2 separate regions of the Mus musculus genome follow, and region 2 is linked to region 1. The links are chromatin loops, found by intact Hi-C in ENCODE. Cell type or tissue: gastrocnemius. All regions are shown on one strand. Links, peaks and the distances in the headings refer to the core of each region. The heading gives the core; the rest is flanking DNA.

Evidence for each region. A loop is a pair of places that touch in the nucleus more often than their neighbours do. Peaks named below come from ENCODE experiments on the same cell type or tissue, not always from the same donor. Only the 100,000 strongest peaks of a DNase experiment are listed, where the experiment ranks them.
Region 2: a loop joins it to region 1, with 12 times the contacts of the local background. A loop is called at or near these places in 22 of 42 quality-filtered maps.

What each region holds. Positions count from the first base shown.
Region 1 is chr15:93,262,807-93,270,913 of GRCm38, reverse strand. All of the region lies in intron 1 of Gxylt1 (glucoside xylosyltransferase 1), which reads left to right. Among named protein-coding and RNA genes, the nearest start is that of Gxylt1, 8.3 kb to the left of the region's middle. In gastrocnemius, for the core only: a CTCF peak has its summit at 4,999 (motif pointing left); DNase peaks (open chromatin) are centred at 4,411 and 5,002; H3K27ac peaks cover 942 bases.
Region 2 is chr15:93,436,695-93,441,694 of GRCm38, reverse strand. It overlaps Pphln1 (periphilin 1), which reads right to left. Exons shown (of 9, transcript NM_175363.4): 4 at 1-194. Among named protein-coding and RNA genes, the nearest start is that of Pphln1, 41 kb to the right of the region's middle. In gastrocnemius, for the core only: CTCF peaks have their summits at 1,328 (motif pointing left) and 2,780 (motif pointing right); a DNase peak (open chromatin) is centred at 2,814.

The sequences.
Region 1 (8,107 bases), core at 1,940-6,939:
TATAGAAAAGCTGGGGTGGTGTGGTGGCACCTACACGCTGGTGTGGTACCTCAGCACAGAGGAAAGAGTTGCCGGTGAGCAGTGTCTGTAGTGGAGAATTCATAGACTGTAAACCTTGGAGGAGGAAAATGGGGTTGGGAGTTTTAGCACACACTGGTCAGTCTTACTTAGCTCCACTGTCAGTAATTGTACTTGTCTACCCTGTTATAATCACACTCCCCTGAGCCTCATGGGAGAGGGGGTGTGGCTTAAGGGGGAGGGGCTTTCTTGTTCTTCTGGATCTGAGGCTAGCTCTTTGACTTGTCAGGCACATTCACTCAGGACTCCATCTGCTCTTCACACGTTTGCTTAGGGCCTCCTCAGATCCCTGCAGAAGACGTCCGGTCTTGGATTTGAGTCCGCTTCAAGCCTGAGACGTGTTACTGAGGAGAGCAGAATTGTGAAGTGCCTCTGTCAGTGATGTCTGCTTGTGTCCTTGGCCCGGTCTCACTGTTACTCACACCAGCCTACATCTCCTAGACGCAGGTTCCTCATTTCAGCCTCCCAAGTAGCTGGTGCCAGGCGTTTTTGTTTTGTTTTTAACCCTGGCTGTCCTGGAACTCAAGGAGATCACCTGCCTCCTGCCTCCGACTTTCCATCCAGCACAACTGACTCTCCAAAGAAGCCTTACGTCTCCACTTGACTTTCTCTTCTTCTGGATTTATTTCTATTTAACTCTGTGTGTCCCTGGGTGCTGGAGTTACAGACAGTTTGAGCTGCCTGATGTGCATGCTGGGAATCAAACTCTGGTCCTCTGCAAGAGCAGCAGCTGCCTTTACCTGGTAAATCCTCTTTGCAGTTTCCTTAGTGTTTCTGTTTTGTGTTTTTCATAATGGTAGGTGGTGTGCATATTCTTAGTGTGTTCTTACATATCCGTAAAACCTTTCCTGTGCGTGTAGTATATGCATGTGTATATGTCCATGTATATACTTGTGTGCACATGTGCATGTGTGTGTGTCTAACATATATATGTGTATATATGTATGTATGTATGTGTGTATGTGGACCAGAGGTTGACATTTGATGTCTTCTATCAATCGCCTTTTTTCTGAGACAGCTTTCTCACTGACCGTGGAGCTGGCCTGGCTGGACAGCAGACCCAGGGATCTTCCTGTCTCCACCTGCAGCACTGGGGTCCCAGGCGTGCTGCCGTGTTTGGCTTTTTACCTGTGCGATGAGGATCCCGACCGGCCTCATGCTTGTTTCTCACTTTACTGAGTGAAGTCTCCTCAACCCCCAATGGGAAATTTTAAATCTTGCCTATGTTCTTCTGTGTGTTTTCCAACATGGTGTTAAAACCAAGAAACACCCTAAAACTGTCAAGTTTTATATGTCTGCATTCGCTCTTAATAGAGTTTACTGACTGCCCACAAAGAGCCCTGTATCTGTTAGTAGTACCTTCCCACGCTGTTTCTTAGCCCTGCAGCCCACGATCCTGCAAGTCTGCTGTGGTTGCAGATTTGCTTATCCCGAACATTTCTCGTACTGAATCCTTGAAAGTAGAGTTTGAGTTTACCCTCTTTCATTTAGTTTGTCTTTTAGGGTTCACCCATAGAATGGATGACTACACTTGGTACTATTTTATTAAACAAATCTAACACATTTCGTTCATTAGCTGATAGGCATTTGGGTGGTTTTCCACTGTTTGACTGTTAGGAATAATGGTGTTGTGAACACTCATTTGCCTTTACTTTTGTTGTTGTCTTGGGGCAGGGTCTCTTGTAGCTAAGGCTAGCCTCACACTCATTCTCTGGCCTGAGGTGATCTCCTCCTTCTATCACTCTACCGGGCCATAGACATTTTTCCTACAAACATAGCTAATCTTAGTGTTCTTGAGTGTTTAGGAGTGGAAGTAATGGAATATTGTGGCTTAAACTTGTACCTTTTTAATAACTTATTTTGTGTGTGCATATGTGTGCCCTAGTGACTATGGAGGTTGGAGGACAGCCTGCAGCGGTCTGTTCTCTCCTTTCACTGTGTGGGTTCCAGAGTGTTCTCAGGTTGTCACGATGAGCTTCAAGCCGCTTTACCTGCGGAGCCGTGTTGCTAGTCCCTAAGTTAATGCCTTAAAAGAGAGTTATGGCTTACATTACTCTTGCTTTTTTAACAACTCAAGTTTTTCAGTAGTTTATAAACTAACAATAAACTATAACAATTTCTTTTTTTAAAAAGATTTATTTATTATATGTAAGTACACTGTAGCTGTCTTCAGATACTCCAGAAGATCTTGTCAGATCTCATTACAGATGGTTGTGAGCCACCATGTGGTTGCTGGGATTTGAACTCGGGACCTTTGGAAGAACAGTCAGTGCTCTTAACCACTGAGCCATCTCCCCAGCTCCCACAATAACAATTTGTGAAGCATTAAGAGACTGTGGCTATGACTCTACATTGAGCATCTCATTCTGAAACCCAGACTAAAGAGGTCCAGCCAGATAGGAAATCCTATCTTACCTCAGAGGGTAGGAGTACACGCGAGTGCTATTGGAGAATTGGGTAGGTATCCCACATTGCAATATCAAAGATGATATTTTCTCATTCCCCACTGGACATGTGTGATCTGGGCTTTTTACTCACTGGAGTTTGCCAGTATATTTGATCATTGAGTTGATAATGTATTGAATAAACAGGAAGAGAAAGCAGAACTTGGTGTTGATAGGAGGAAGTTGGCCCAGAAGCTGACTGGGAGAGTACCCAGTAGGTCAGCTTGCCACAGAACTGGCATTTAGTGCTGCCTTCTGCTTGGATGGCTACCTTGCACCTGCTCATGTTATTTCTCTTAAAGTATCTTAAAGTGTGTGTCCCTGGGCTCAAAGGCCAAGAAGCAGAGTTTAAAAGTTGCCATGCTTAAAAATAAGGGCAGTGTATTCATTAAAACAGTAAGAATATACCTAGATTTTGGATGAGACAAGAAATCTACCTGCCTGCTGATAGAAGTGCTGTAGAGTTTATTGGCATTCTGAACTTTCTGAACTTTGACCTCATTGTTTGACACCAGCAAAATCCAGAGAAGACCTTTGTGTATTTCTAAAATTTTATAAGATTAAAACTCATTAGACGTTTGAGGGGATGAACGGGTCCAGCAGTCCATATACCTATGCATAGTAGACAAGCCAGTGGCGGTACTTCTGATGAACAGTTCTTCGGTGGGGCTGTAACCAGAGCGTTCTTGTGTCATGCTCTGGGGTTACAGAATTCCAGGCTTGTGCTCCACTCCTGAGTCCCGTGTGGACGCTTGCTTGCTACACTTGCTACACTGTTTCTCATTCAGGCTTGGCCTTGGTTACTTCAGTTACCCTGCTGCTGCTTGGTTAATGAGGTAGAGGCTAGGACCCTGTATCTGTCGGTCTAATAAGTGACCTTAGGACCAGACAGATTTTGGAAACAATGCACAAATGATTTGTTGTCTAAAACAAGTGAGAGCTGCAAAGAAAATGGCATTGTTACACCCAACTTCACAAAGTAATTTTTATTGGAAAACTGAGATTTCTATTTTCATTTCCGTTGTTACCCTGTTGTGCGGTTTGACAGGAGACATGGAATAATCTGGTTAGTTCCAGTCCCCCATGCCCACCCTTCCCACCTCCACCGCTACCCCTGGCCAAGAACAAAGGTACATGCTAGGTGTTGATTGTAAATAAACTGTTAAAATAACACTGAAAATGTCTTTATCTGAAAAGTTTGTGAGGCTTATTAAATGGATCTTCAGGCACTTGAATTTGACACAATTTGAAATATATGTTATTAGTTAGGGTACCACTGAGTTTGGCTGCCTATAAGAAAGGGCGTTTCTAATCAAGAGACAAGCATTATTATTAGACACACATTTATTTTCCTGACTAACTTTTTAAAATTAAGACATATAACTTTGTGGGCTTAGGTATATCTGTCAGGAAAACCTTGTGTAACAGTACAAGTTTTCCTAGTGATCTTAACATTCTCGTGCTGTAGTTGTTTATACAATAGTGTACAGAAATCAACAGGCAGTATCTAAAAGATCACCAGTCAGACCCTGGTCCCAGAGTCGTATTTCATCATTAGTCTGGTATGCACCTTTCCTAGAGATGGTAATAGGACTTCCGGCTGAGGACTCCAGTCTTAGATCATAGATCAAGGCGGTTTGTGGGACATTAGACACAAGAGTTTTGCAAGTCTGACATTTTATAGATCTTTTGATATCAGAATAGTAACTTTTAATTGACTCCATGGAGAAGACAGAGCCCCATGCTGCTAGGATGAGGTGTCCTAGGTCACTGACGTGCCCGACTCTGTCCCTAAGGGTGGTCAGCGTCAGATGGCTGCATTGGAAGGCAGTGACCGTGAACCATTTTGCAGCATGAGCCAGCTTTTCTCCGGCCTTAGGAGGAAAGCTGCAGTGTCCTCAGCTCAGCGTTTGGAGCGCAGCGCAGCGCAGCGAAGCAGGGGTAGGCGTGAAGGCTGTCAGCGCCGGGTCTCGTGGCCAGCTTGAAACACCGCATGAGTAATTTCAGTCAATCAATTGGAATGTATTTAATGATTCTTTTCTCCCATTATACCTGCATTTGTGACATTTTATTTTTGTTATAAACAGATGTTGGTGAAATGAATTTTCTAAGATAGTACCCATAATCTAAGAAGAAAAAGATAAGATGTATCGGTGTCTTAGTCAGAGGGAGGAGATCTTAATGTTTCCAAAGAGTTCCTGACCTGAAAACATTTCTATTCATAAGATATTCTCACCTAGTGGGTTTTTTTAAAATTTTGAGCCCTAAGAAGACATTGGTTTTCTGAAAATGCTTCAGTTTTTCTATAGCAATTGGGTTTTCAGTTTGGTTGCTCTAAAGCTGAGCATAAAGTGATTGTTATTCAGGAAATTCCTCGGTAGTGCCTAATGTGAATGCTCACCAGGCCTGTTATTTCTTCCACTGTCAGGTGTAAAGAGTTCTCTCTGAGTTACTGGAATCCCTATTGGATGCTGCCCTCTGATGTTTGTGGAATGAACTGCTTTTGGGAAGCGGCTTTTAGGTAGGCCCTTAATATTTAATTAGTAGATGAGAGTAGGTAAGATTAGATAGTAGATGATCAAACATTTCACTGTATAAAACTTTCTTTTCCTGTATTTCAGTATCATATAACTAAGTTGATTTTTCTGGTTGGGTTTTCTCTTCCTTTTCTCATCTTTTACTTATTAACTTTAATAATACTATGTGTAAATGCTCAATTTTTCCAAATGTTATTAAGATAAGCTATAGCTTTTAGAGGAATTTGTGGTTGAGCTTAACTGATAAATTGATACCTAGGTGTGTTCTAGGTTGATAGAATATCCTGACTACTGCAGCTTGGGAGGAAAGGGTGTATTTGGTTTGTACTTCCAGGTCACACAGTCCATTTCTGAAGGACGGCAGGGGAGGGACTCAAGGCAGGAACATGGACAAGTGCTGCTTGCTGGATTTCTTGCATGCTTACCTCAGCTGCCCTTATAGAGCCAAGGCCCTCCTACCTCTGGGTGGTACCTCCCACACTGTTCATTACGACAGTCCCACAAACATGCCCACATGCCATTCTGATCTAGGTGTTCTGCTCTCGGATGACTCTTAAGCTGTGTCAAGTCAACAATTTATGTAGACAAGATGATAAAAGGCTTCCATTAGACATTACAGATAGTGTGTGTTTATACATGCAGTTATCTAAAGCTAGAATCTTTAATACTGGGTATTTAGTACCCAGTATTTATAAATCCTGGGGCAGGTGAGATTGTTCATCTGGTAAAGATACTGGAGCTGACATGCCTCACACTGCGTTGGCTCTCAGGACACATAGTGGAGGAAGATGATTGCCTCCTGCAGGTGACCCTTTGGCATCCATGTGTGTACTGTGTGTGTATACCCGCCTCAAATAAATAAAATATTAAAAAACCCAAAAGGTAGTGTGCTACAACACTCTTGGAGGGGATGTGACAGCTAAGGAAGGATTGTGTTATCTTTAGCCTGGAGGTGTTAGGGGAAGCGGAGGGTAAAGACATCCTTACTGAAGGAGTGTAACCTTTTAAGTCACTGCGTGAGGAAGGCTGTATTGGATTGTATCCCATCCTGCTCTTGCCTTCAGGGAGGAATCAAGTATTGATACGAGTAGGTAAGGCAGTCACAGTCCTGAGACATTGCTGGAGGAGAACCTGGGATGGCCTGACTTGTCCTTTGAGAGCAAGAGAGTTTGAGGCTCACTACGTAATGGTTAATTTAAACTCACACTGTTTGCCAGGACCATGCCAGTTACTGCATTCTCGAGTCAGGATGGTGACACTCTTGTGTTTCAGAGCTTGCCTGGTAATGTTTGCAGTAGTGACCTTGGGTAGAGAATGACAAGACTTGACATTTCGTGAAGGCCTCATGTCAGGAGTTGATGAGAGGAAACTATCGCAGTTGAAGGCCAATCTAACCTTGGCAGTTTTCCTCCTGAGATGGCCTTCTTGTTCACTGTGCATTATGTCAGGTTGACAGTCAAAACCATCCATTACTACTCCAGTCAGTAGCTTAGGACATAGGAAGTTGGAGAGCTATCTAGAAGGACTTGAGGGGTGGCTGGGTAGGAAGCCTGCCAAGGGAGCTGGATCCCTGTTGTCTGCAACAAAATCTAACCCCTTTGTAGTCCAGGGCTCCTCTCTTTGTGAGTGGTCTGCGGGATCCTGCTGGGCCCCAGGATTGTGTGCCCAGCTCCCAGTCCCTGCCATGCTGAGGTGTCCTTGTGCCCATGGGCAGGCAGTGCTGTGCCTCCTGCTTATATTATTCTCTCCTGGATTAGGAGAGCCCGTTGGTGTTCTTTGAATTATCTAGAGATTTCCTCTTGTTATATGGAAAATAGGTTTTATTTTAAAACTCTTTTTTGGTAGCATTTATCTTGCTATTGAATTCAGATAAAGCACATTTCCAGAGCATGATGACAATCCCACTGTTCACTTGGGCCAGAATTACCAGAATGGCTGCTTCCCTCTGAAAGCTTAGTAAACGTTAGCCATCAGTTCCTGCAACGTAGAAGCTTCCAGTGGATTTCTTTTCATTCTTCTGCAGTTGTTTCTGTTCTTGGTGCTGAGGGGTAGAGACTGCATGCTTCATCTTGTCACCTTGCGTGCTGTAGTCTGCATGATGCTACCAGAGTGTGACACCCATAGCCAAGCTGTACTTAGTAACGTGTGGGGAGCGGGTGAACTGTTTTAGTTTTGCTTTGTTGTTGTCTCTGAGACAGCGTTGGGTCTTGTGGATCATAGATCACAGATCTCAAACTTGCTGTCTAGCTAAGAGTGACGCTGGCCTCCTGACCATTTGCTTCCACCTCCTGAGTCCAGGTATTGTAAGCATGACTGCTTCTTGAGTCTGCTTTTAGGTAGATTTCATTTTCTTTCCTTGAGGAACATTTTTCTTTTCTTCTAAGGTGTATAGTGTTTGTTAACATTTTCTGCAGGGTTCTGTGCAGAGCAAAGTGTGACTGTTACAGGTCAGTTAACAGCTGAGCTGCTCCTGACTCCTGACTCTGGGATGTACTCTATGTGTGGACCAGTTAAGCAACTGAATGAATTGGAGATTCTCAAATTATGATTTCGTTTTTCCTGAGACAGTCTTGCTTTGGAGCCAAGGCTGGATCCTGTTTCCTCTGACTTCCAAGTGCTGGAACTATAAGCTTACAGCTCCTTGCCTGGTGTGATGTTTTAATTTTGTTGTTGTTGTTTAGACTTACTTTGTGTGTTTGAGTGTTTTGCCTGCATATATGTCTGTGCACCAAATGTGTGGTCTGGTGCCTGCAGAAGTCCGAACAGGGTGTCAGATCCTGGGCATTGGAGTTACAGATGGTTGTGAGCCACCTTGTGGACAGTGACAGTGGAGACCACGTAGGAAAACAGAAATCGTGGATGCCCTGTTAAACAAAACTAAAATGAGTAAAATCTTACCTTGGTTGGTGACATAAGCCCCTCCTAAGTGCGTGAGAGGGCAAGGAAGGGGGATGGGCAGCCCCGGCATCCACCAGGTTTCTGCAAGAGCACTGTGTGCTCAGCCTCAGAATCATCTTCCCTTCCTCAGGCTCAGGCTTTAGTGAAGAC
Region 2 (5,000 bases), core at 1-5,000, 170 kb before region 1:
GGAAGGAGTGAGTCCTGCTTCGCTCTGGAGAATAGCTTCTGCTGCTGACACTGGAGCCGGATCTGCTGTGTGGGGAGTCCTTCCGGCCGACAGGGGATTCTCTGAAGAAGGGAGCGTCCCTTTTATGGGGAGACCGATCTCTCGAATAATGTGAAGAGTAGAAACTCTTTCTTCTGAAGCCGTCTCTCATGTCCCTTTGAAGGATAAAAGAAAGATTAGTTAATTGCATTCTCTATCCAGAAATGTACACAAAATGGCAAGTTTCCCCTAGTTAACGGGAAACTTTTACCAACCTATGATTAAGCACATACCACTTTTCTCAGCTGGGGTTTGACCAGGAGATTAAGTGTGCGGCTACTGTATTCCAAAATGTGAAGAAAAACAAACAACAACAACAAACCAGTCTCTTCTGCTCTCAGAAACCCCTAGGAATTGCAAAACTTTCCAAGGAAAGCAGCTCATAAATAGAGGTTTCTCCCTTCTAAACATGTTAGTGATGGGCATCCTTCATCCAAAGGCTGCAGAGTCGGAAGCCTGTCTCCAGCAGCATGGCGCTCTCCAAGAGCATGGCGCTCTCCAACAGCATGGCGCTCACGAGGCTCCCTGCTGGGCCACACTTCAGAGTTCACACCCGAGATGTTCACCCATAAAGTTTATGTAAATGTTTCAAAACATGATCTGAAAATTCCTCACCAGGCACCCAGAAGAGACACCCCACCTGTACATACATTTATCTCCAAAGTTAGAAGTTAATCAGTTTGTTTTCATGGGGAGGCAGGGCACTGATAAGAGAATAGCACGGATACCTTAAAATCCTGAAAGACCCAAGACACCAAGGTCAAACTAAAGAGATCCATCAAACCCAGACATTATTGATGCTGTCTCTAGCTACTACATCCTGGGCTCAGCCTGGTGCCCTCAGGGCACAGACTTACCGATCCTACCACCTTTATAAAATCATTGTGGTCTTTTTCTGTAAATTCAACAACCGTATTAAGCAGTATCAATTCAAAGCGGTAAGTAAGCATAAATAAATAAATCTTAAAATTTAGTCAGGGCTGAGGATACAGCTCAGTCGTTGGGATCACTTTACATGCTCAACACTGGGTCTGATGCTAGCACTGAAAAGAGAAACACAAGAGGTAGGGAGGAAGAGAAGGAAAACCTTATACAGGAGAAACATCCAACTAATTCAAACTTACTAAGTAAATTCAGATATAAACCTCTCTAATAGGAAAAGAAGGCCTGGAGCGATGGCTCAGTGGTTAAGAGTACTGACTGCTCTTCCAAAGGTCCTGGGTTAAAATCCCAGCAACCACATGGTGGCTCACAACCATCTGTAATGACATCTGACGCCCTCTTCTGGTGTGTCTGAAGACAACTACAGTCTACTTACATGTAATAAATAAATAAATCTTTAAAAAAGAAAAAAGAAAGAAAATTAAAAAGAACCTCTATAAAGAGAAGGCTCAAAGAAGTTTTAATTAAGCATATTTCCCATGTTAAATTTAAGTTATCCATTTTTTCTTTTGTCTTTTTTTTTAAATTTATTATGTATAGTGTTCTGCCTGCATACCTGAAGAAGGCATCAGATCTCATTACAGATGGTCCTGAGCCACCATGTGGTTGCTGGGATTTGAACTCAGGACCTTTGAAAGAGCAGTCAGTGCTCTTAACTGCTGAGCCATCTCTCCAGCCCATACTTTTATCTTTATTTTTTTATTTTTCCTTCTTTTCCTTATGCTGAAGACCAAACCCAAAGCCTTTTCTGAAAATAATTTTAAATTGATTATCAGTCCGCGTTACACATGTAGCTCGTTGTCTTAGTTCAGTTGAGCACTAGCTAATCAATAACCCCCTAAATACACTGCCCTTCAGAAACAATTATGTTTCCCTAGGAAAAAGTAAAAATCACCTAAAATTCATTTAGAGTAACTCACATAAAGAAGCATCAATATGGAAGGCATTCAGGAATCCTGATGTAATTAAGTGCGGTTCACTCCGACGTCACTAATCAGTCAGTGGCTAGATACATACTCAGCAGGTCTTAAGAACTGTATTACAGACTCAATGGAGAAGAGGATGCCACAGTGGGCGATACAAGGTCTCTGCTAGCTCTGGACTCTGAGGACAGGAAGAAAACCCGACACTAAACCAATACACACAACAGATGTGGATGCAGTCGGGAAGATAAGAAAGGGAGAAGAGAGAAGAAGGGGAATTTACATATCCCAGGGAAGAAACAGTGGTAGCTTAGATGGAATGATGACTGTCTGCCAGAGCATAAAAGATACAGGATGCGGATTCTCAGAATTCCAGCACAATATCAGTGAAATGAGATTGGCCAATCTGAGAAACAGGGACGGTCCATACATGTGTGGGAGCGGGTTACATGTGAAGTGTGCATGCACTATCTAGGTAAACAAGCATAGACAGCCATGTTAGTTTAGAAGAGATTACTAGCTCTCTCTTTACGACTGGGTACAAAGAACAGGATTTAAGCATGTGAGGATGAAAATAAAAGATAAAAGAAACAGAAGGCTTAGCAAACAGGGCTAGAAACTACCATGCAGAAAGACGTGCGATTAAAGAATGAAAACAGGCAGAAAAGTAAAGCTTATTCCATGGAGAACAAAGACTGTCTACAGAGCTTAAAGGATCATTATTGATTGCTCAGTGAAAAGAGAAGCAGCAGGATCAAAATCAGAGCTAAAATCACCACCTACCTCTTCCTTTGAAAAGATGAACCACTGAGTTAGTTTCCTAACCGCAACACCAGAGGGCAGTCAAAGCACAGCGCAAAATGTGGTGATCAGTACTCAGCCACTTCATCCCTGCCTCCCTGCTGCCTAACATCTTGGGCAAAGGTGTCACAACAACTCCCCAAGGACCTGTTTAGGCAAAGCGCCTCTACTCTGTCAGCCGTGAGGGTATCACAGTGGCTCTAGGGAAGTTCAGCATGTACTAAGGATCCGTGACAGGGGATTAGCAGTAAATGTCTGAGGGAGCTGGTCCTATAATTTAATATTGTTGCTAGATTCTATGACTAGTGGGGAGGGACAGGGGAACTTGTTGCGCTTATCTATCATGATCACAGTCCATCATTGAGAGAAATCAAGGCAAGGACTGAAGCTGACCATGAAGGAGTGCTGTTCACTGGCTTCATCCTTGTGGCTTCTTGAGCCTCTTATGTTTTTTTCTTTTCATACTGGAAATAAATTATTTTCATGCAGTATATTCTGGTTATGGTTTTCTCTCTCCCAATTCCTCTCAGATCCTCTCCACCTTCCCACCCACCAAATCTACTTCCCTCTCAGTAGAATACAAACAAGCATCTAAAAAATAAGAAGATAAAATAAAAAGAAAACAAAAGCTGAGTGTGGTGGCGCACGCCTTTAATCCCAGCACTCAGGAGGCAAAGGCAGAATTATTTCTGAGTTCGAGGCCAGCCTGGTCTACAGAGTGAGTTCCAGGACAGCCAGGGCTACACAGAGAAACCCTGTCTCCAAATAAACAAACAAACAAAAGAAAGAAAACAAACAAACCAGAATAGGACAAAACAAACAGGACAAGAAGAGCCACAGAGAAATCACACAGATGCTGAGACACACACATGCACACAAACATCCCATAAAAACAAACTAGGGAACCATATAACCAAAAGATACGGAAGACTAAAAAAGAAAAGAAAAATAAAACGTCCAAAGCAACATGAGACAAAGAACCTCCAAAATACCATGAGTTCACTTTGAGTTGGCCATCTCCTGCTGGGTGTGGGGCCTGCCCTTAAGTGTGGTCCGTTTCCCAGGTGAGATCTCTTGGAGAAAACGGATGCTTCATCTGGAAGCAGTTATTGACTGGAGCTACTCAGGGTTAGAGGTGGGGACGTGGGCCTATTTTCTTCTCAGCACTAGGAACCCATCTGGCTTAGACCTGTGTGGACTCTGGTGCATGTTGCCACCGTCTCTGTGAGTTTCTAGTGCATCAGTCCTGTTGTGTGTAGGAGGCCTGGTTTCCTTGCTGTCTTCCATCCCCACTGGCTCTTAAGAACCTGTATCCTCTTCCACATAGCTTCCTGAGAACAGAGGGAAGGGAGACATCCCACTTGGGACTGAGAGTTCCAGGATCTCACTGGTAAGATTTTTGTTTATTTGTTTTAGTTTTGTTTTGTAAGCTGATGTGAAGCTGTTGGTAGGGAGCACCATATCAAGCTGAGCACACAGCACACCACAGGTCTGACTGCACACAGCACACAGGTCTGACTGCACACAGCACACAGATATAACTGCAGCGCTCTGAAGGTGGAGGCAGGAGGATCAGAAAGACAAGAGAGCTGATGGGTAAAGGCATCTATCTGCCTGACAGTTGGAATTCAATCCCCGGGACCATGGGGAGAGAATCGCCTCCTACAATTTGTCCTCTGACCACATCATGCGCACTGGAGCAGGAGCACATCCACATTTATACACACACAAAATGAATTAAATTCTTTCCCCTTGACACGAAGTCTCTCTGTGAGTTTCTTTGTGAAGTCCGGGTTGTTGGGAAACTCACTCCTTAGACCAGGCTGGCTTCAAACTCCAAGATTCACCTGCCTCTGCCTCCTGAGTTCTGGGATTAAAGGTGTGCGCCACCACTGCCCGGCTAAATGTAAACTTTTTTTTAAAAAAGTTCAACATCATCCTTAGCTACTTAGTGAGTTTGAAACCATCCTGACTGTGTGTGTGTGTGTGTGTGTGTGTGTGTGTGTGTGTGTGTGTGAACAATAATAAACCCAAACACACTGATCAGCACAACTAAGAGTCGGGTCAAGTCTGTGGTATGAAGTGAGTGAGTCACATATGCAACAACCGTATCTAAATGAAGCTCCTCAGGGTCACACAGTGAGACCCTGTCTATAAAACAAAAATAAACAGATAAGTGAATTAATTTTATCAATTCTTAACCCACTATGTCAGTCTTATCAACACATAATCAGGACTTGAAAATCTACTGAAGTA